Linked DNA regions of Homo sapiens: region 2 is linked to region 1. Evidence: chromatin loops called from intact Hi-C (ENCODE). Cell type or tissue: K562. All regions are shown on one strand. Each heading gives the region's core, and the rest is flanking DNA. Links, peaks and the distances in the headings are about the cores only.

Region 1 (2,805 bases), core at 92-2,591:
TTTTCTTTTAAAAGACGGTGATGCATCATTTCCCACAGCCAGGTAAAAACAGTTAGCAGAAATGATTTATCCTTCATTCCATTTAAACATCAGAAACCAGAATCCCTGGATCTTGCTCTCCATTATTTATCTCTGCCTGGAGGGCACTTGAGACTTTTACCTGCTGTCTAACTTGATGGACACAGCCAAGCCGTGGGCATGGTCGGGAAAGAGGGAGGCCGATAGCGGCAGCCAGTGCCTGGCTCGGGCAGCAGCCCTTGTCTTTGGGATGAGGGATGTGGCTTCCCTCACATGGGCTCTAGGAGCTGACAGGCTGCATTTGACCCTCAGGCTGGGCCACAGGCTATCTCTGTGTTCGGACAAGTTCCTCACAGAACCTGGCCTTCTCACCTACAGAATGGAATAATGGCAGCATAGAATAATGGAATAATGGCCTCCTTTTGGGGCTGTTATAAGGCTGTCATGAGATTGCAGGTGGAAAGAAAGTGGGCTTGCAGTGACTCTTGCACAATTATGTGTTATTTGCGGGAAGAAATCATTTTAGAACAGCTCCTTTTTACTTTTTCAAAATAAAAGTAACATATATTCATTGAGAAGCATTTGGGAAAAAAATAACAGCAAAGAAAGTAAAGAACATGGTATCATATTGCCCAGCAGTGGTCAGTGTTATTTTTTTCTTTTTTCAGAATACTTTTTTTTTTTTGAAACAGAGTCTCACTCTGCTGCCGAGGCTGGAGTGCAATGGCATGATCTCAGCTCACTGTAACCTCCACCTTCCAGGTTCAAGCAATTCTCCTGCCTCAGCCTCCCAAGCAGCTGGGTTACAGGTTGCTGCCACCACGCCCAGCTAATTTTTTGTATTTTTAGTAGAGATGGGGTTTCGCCATGTTGGGCAGGCTGGTCTCGAACTCCTGACCTCAGGTGATACACCCACCTCAGCCTGCCAAAGTGTCAGCATATTTTTAAAAAACAAAATTAGGTTCAGAGACATTTGCAATTTTACATTTTGACAGAACTTCATTCTATCATGATTCTGGAGGCCAGAAGTCCGAAGTCGAGGTGGAAGCAGGCGCCCTCTGAAGGCACTAGGGGCACATCCTTCCTGGCCTCTTCCAGCTTCTGGTGGCCCCATTTGTTCCTCAGTTTGTGGCTCACGTTTCCCCACATGATACCAGAACGTGAACATTTGCCTGGTCACTACTGTCTACAAACTTCTTTCTTGTATGGCTGCATGCTATTTCTTCATGTCAATGTGCAGATAATCTATACCTATCTCTGATGATTGGATCTTTAGATTTTTTCTTTTATGAACACTTAAAAAATCCTCCCACAAAAGTAAGAGGTACGTATTACTAGCCCATTTTGCAGGTTGTTGTATTAGTTTCCTGTGGCTTCTTTAACAAATTAACACAAATTAGGTGGCTCAGAACAACAGAAGTTTATTCCTCATGGTTCTGGAGGCCAGAAGTCTGAACTCAAGGTTTTGGCAGGACCGTGCTCCCTCTGAAGGCTCCAGGGGAGGATCCTTTCCTGCCTCTTCCAGCTTCTGGTGGCTTCCGCGGCTGTTGCCGCATTGCCCCAATCTCCGTCCCCATCTTCACCTGGCTTCGGCTGTCCAGGCATCTCTCTCCTTTTTGCGTGTCTCTTCTTATAAGGGCACGTTGCCACTAAATTTAGGGCCCTCCTGGATAATTATGATATCCTCATTTTAAGATTCTTAGTGTAATTACATCTGCATTACATTAGAGCTTTGGTCACATTTATTGTCTCATTTAACCTCCCTAGCAGCTCAACGAAGTAGGCCTGTTATCCCCATTTCACAGGTGAGAAACAAGACTGAGTGAGGTTGAGTGACTTGCTCAATGTCACACAGCTAAGGAGGGCATGGAGCTGGGATTCGAGGCTTACTAAAGCTGTCCCTTCTAGGCCTGAGCAGGCAAAAGGCTGCAACCATGCTTCTTCCTGCTAAAGCTCCTCAGTCAGAGATGGACTTCTTCAGGTAGAGGTGCTTGAAGGCCATAAGACTCAGAGGCGTGCACATGGTATGGTCACTGATGTGAAGGAATCCAGGGTTCCTCACCAGTAGCTGGGCCAGAGGCTGCTCCTGCCCTGGAGAAAGGCTTCTGCCAGCTCCCAGGCCCCTGGTGCAGAGGGCAGGCACCTCCCAGCACAGAGCTGTGGGAGGGGCTGAGTAAACCAGACAGTGTGCTGGGATTTCCTCTTGCCCAGCTGTGCCCAGCACTGGATGGGCTGAGGGTGGACCCTGGTCCAACTCAGCCACTCATCAGTAGGGTCTCTGTCCCCCTGCATCCCTGGCACTGTGCACAGCTTCCTGCCTGCCCTCTGTGTGATGGCCCGAGGCTGAGACGCCGCCCACTAAGTCCCTCCAACCTGGCCTTGCCAAGAGAGCAGGAAACTCAGACGTGCACAGAGGCCCACTCACCGTGACAGCATCCCCCCGAGATGGCAGGCTCAACTGCCCACGGATGGGCTGCGGTTGTGTGCAGGGTGCCCACCCTGGGCACTCACACTTCCTTTCTCGGAGCCGCAATGAGGCAGCAGGAAAGAATCTGCTCCCACCCACTGGGGCCTGCCCTTCGCCTGAGACACCAGATATGACTTGGAAGCCAGCTGGGCATTCCTATGTTAGGCCTTTCAGAAAGAGACCACAGCCTCGCTGCTCAGAGAGGCCACAAGTGCCCTGGCGTGGCCCCCGCCTTCCTCTCAGGGCTTTGCTCTTCTCTGTAATGCTCCTGTCCCCCTGGGACTGGGCCTCTGACCTTGGTGAAGCCCTCGGCCGACCCC
Region 2 (2,805 bases), core at 260-2,759, 100 kb after region 1:
AATGATCTCTCCGGGGGAGCTTCTGTGACACTCCCAGGCTGGGTTAGGTGCCCGCCTTGGCCCACCTGGCTGGCTAATCACTGTACTTTCACGCATTAGCAGGGACTGCCGTATGTGGAATTCCTTAATCACTGCCTGTCTTCCAGAAGCCTTAGCGTCAGGGTCGCAGGGGTCCTGAGCTGGAGTTGCCAAGCAAGTGGTCTGCTCTGACACCACGCATATTGTCTTTCCGTGGATGGGGGGCGGTCCATGGAAATCAAGGAGTTGTCTAAAAGCTCCCAGAGTCCCCCTCATACCACCCCCCACCACTGCTTTGCACACCTTTTTCCCGTGTGTTCCTTTTGTACAGCTTTGCCAGGTAGGTTTGGGTTCTGCCCCAGCCTAGTTCCTTGCACAGAAAGCAAGGACCACAAGCGGCATGGGAGGGGTCTGCAGACGTCCTGTTTAGAGTCATGCTCTGATAAGACTGGAGGGTGATTGAGGAAGAGAAATCTCAGGTGGTTCCGGGGTTTGAGATGGGGACTCTGAGATTTCTGCAAGTCATGGTCTAGAAGTGTCTAGACTCCGGCAAGAGCCGAGCGATGCTGGAAGTAGGAGGACTGTGTAGCCAAGGCCCATGACCTATGCCCCTGCATTCTGCTAGAGAGAGGGCTGAACAGGTGCTATTGCACTTGGGGTAGGTGCACTTCATTTCCACTTTCAAACAGCCCCGTGGAGTGCCTGAGAAGCAGACCCATTTGTGAGCCCTGAGGCAGGGGCAGGGGCAGGGCCCGCCAGCACCCATATCACCCAAGCCAGCTAAATTTAAGAAGTATAACTTGTGTTTCACTCTGACCCCAGGGTCCACTAACATTGCAGGGTAGCACAGGATAAATGGGCAGAAAGGCAGGGTTGTCTCTGGTGAGTCTTTTATATGTCAGCGTCCTGCATCCCCATTTTCAGATGAAAAAAGGGAAGCCCAGGATCAATCTGCTGTGTGAAGCATAGCTGGGCTGTCTCCCTTGACTCTACACATCTGATTTCTTTTCTGAGCCTCTTGGCTCAGAAAAGTGTGTGCCAGCTGGGCCTCCAAGGCTCACAGTGGGCTGGAAGATGGAGCCACTACAGTGTACATGGTCTCAGAGCCACAGGGGAAACGCTATCGCCCCCCCTTGTCTCTCTGTGGCTGAACTGTACTTGGATCCTGAGCTCCGTACCACTCAGTACTTACACTAGATCTTATCTCTTCAAGCCATTTCTGGTTTAACACTCAGTTCAGACTTCTCCCATCCACCTTTCTCGGCATCCCCCAGGAGAAGAGTCCAGCTTCCGAGGGCTCTCATGCATCATCTCGCTCTTGGGAGAAACAGCTTCCTCTGGGTTGTTTGTGGCCTTCATGCCATAGAGCAAGCTGCAGACTGGGGCCAACAGTGCGGGGGAGAGGTGTGACACATGGAAGGAGTGATCCTGGACTGACGAGAGCAAGGGGGACTTTCAGAGGAGTGGCTTTGAAGGATAAATAAGCACTTTCCACAGGGACGAGGGAAAAGCATTGCGGCAAAGAGAGCAGCAGCCTGTGCAGAGGCCAGGAGCCGTGTGTGTTGCATGGCTTGCACATCCCAGTCCAGCTTGTGTGGGGCTGTGTGGTATAGCTCCTCCTTCACAGCCAGCCTTCTCTGCTCCTATCTCCCAGTCTCCAGTGACGCCCTCTCAGGACCCACTACCGAAGTCATTAGGACTCCTTTGTTTGCAGATGACAGTTACCGAGCTCAGATAAGAGTAAGAAAAAGAAGCTATTTCCTTACTGAGGTGACTCAAAAGTCCAGGGAGAAGTGCTTCGGGCACAGCTGGATTCAGAAGCTTCAAAGCATCTTTAGGACTTGGTCTGGGCTCAACCTTCTTCAGCAGGGACTTCAGTCTGCAGGCTCCCTGCAGTGGGCAAACGCAGGCCTCCCTTGGCCCCATAGCTCTCAGCTCTGGAAGACATTCTTGCTTCTCAGTTTCCCCTGAGGCTCTGAGTTAGGTGTCACTGGTCTGAATTGGATCTTCTGCCCCACCTGTTGACCAATCACAGTTGACAGGAAGAATAAATGTGCTAATTGGTCAGGCAGGGTTCACACATTCCCCAGGAGCCAGCCCTGTGGGAGTCACGTGGAGTGCCTCCTGGTGTGCTTGGCTCCCCCACTTTGCCCATCACCCCTAGAAATTGGCAGATGCCCGTCTCAGGTGGTGGTGTGCTTGCTTGTAGAAGGGCAGCTGCCACTTGCACCTCACTCTGTGCACACACTCAATTTGGGAACTTGCCCAGCCATGCTCTGTGTGCAATGAGGCCATTGAGCTGGGAGCCGTGCTGTGTCTGGTCCAAGGCCACTGGCTGAGCAATGGGTGGCAGAATGGGGACTCAGATCTCCTGGTTCCAAATATCCTTCCCTCCTACCCATCATGAGGTCATAGTGAAGTCTCAGATCCCCACAGAGAGGCTCGAAGGTGGAACAAACCCTTTCCCCAGTGAGTAGGGTTGGCTGGGGGTCTGGCTGTGGGGCCTCTTGTTGCTCAGAGGAAAACTGAGGTGCTAGTCAGGAGAGGAAGGCAGGCCATGCACCAGTGCCCACTCTGCACCCTGTTCCCACTTCCTCCAGCTTGTGAGACTGAGGCTTGGGGAAGGCGCTGAGCTTTGCCTGTGACACTCTGATCTTTTATTCAGTGTAAATCTTGTCTCCCTGGTCACTCTGTGAGCTCCTTCATGGGGCACTTGGGTCTCTGGTTGCTCTTTGATTTCTCCTAGGCACTGGGGCCCCCTGGAACACCCTATAGGCTCTTTATTTA

What was found. Hi-C counts contacts between places; a loop is a spot of excess contacts. Peaks named below come from ENCODE experiments on the same cell type or tissue, not always from the same donor. Only the 100,000 strongest peaks of a DNase experiment are listed, where the experiment ranks them.
Region 2: a loop joins it to region 1, with 2.9 times the contacts of the local background. A loop is called at or near these places in 3 of 110 quality-filtered maps.

The regions. Positions count from the first base shown.
Region 1 is chr10:49,272,606-49,275,410 of GRCh38, reverse strand. No RefSeq gene overlaps it. Among named protein-coding and RNA genes, the nearest start is that of C10orf71-AS1, 25 kb to the left of the region's middle. In K562, for the core only: a CTCF peak has its summit at 1,055 (motif pointing left); no DNase peak of the experiment used is centred there.
Region 2 is chr10:49,172,208-49,175,012 of GRCh38, reverse strand. The region is part of intron 1 of TMEM273 (transmembrane protein 273); the gene reads left to right. Among named protein-coding and RNA genes, the nearest start is that of TMEM273, 15 kb to the left of the region's middle. RefSeq lists an enhancer at 1-137. In K562, for the core only: no CTCF peak of the experiment used is centred there; DNase peaks (open chromatin) are centred at 532, 1,672 and 2,045; H3K4me3 peaks cover 276 bases.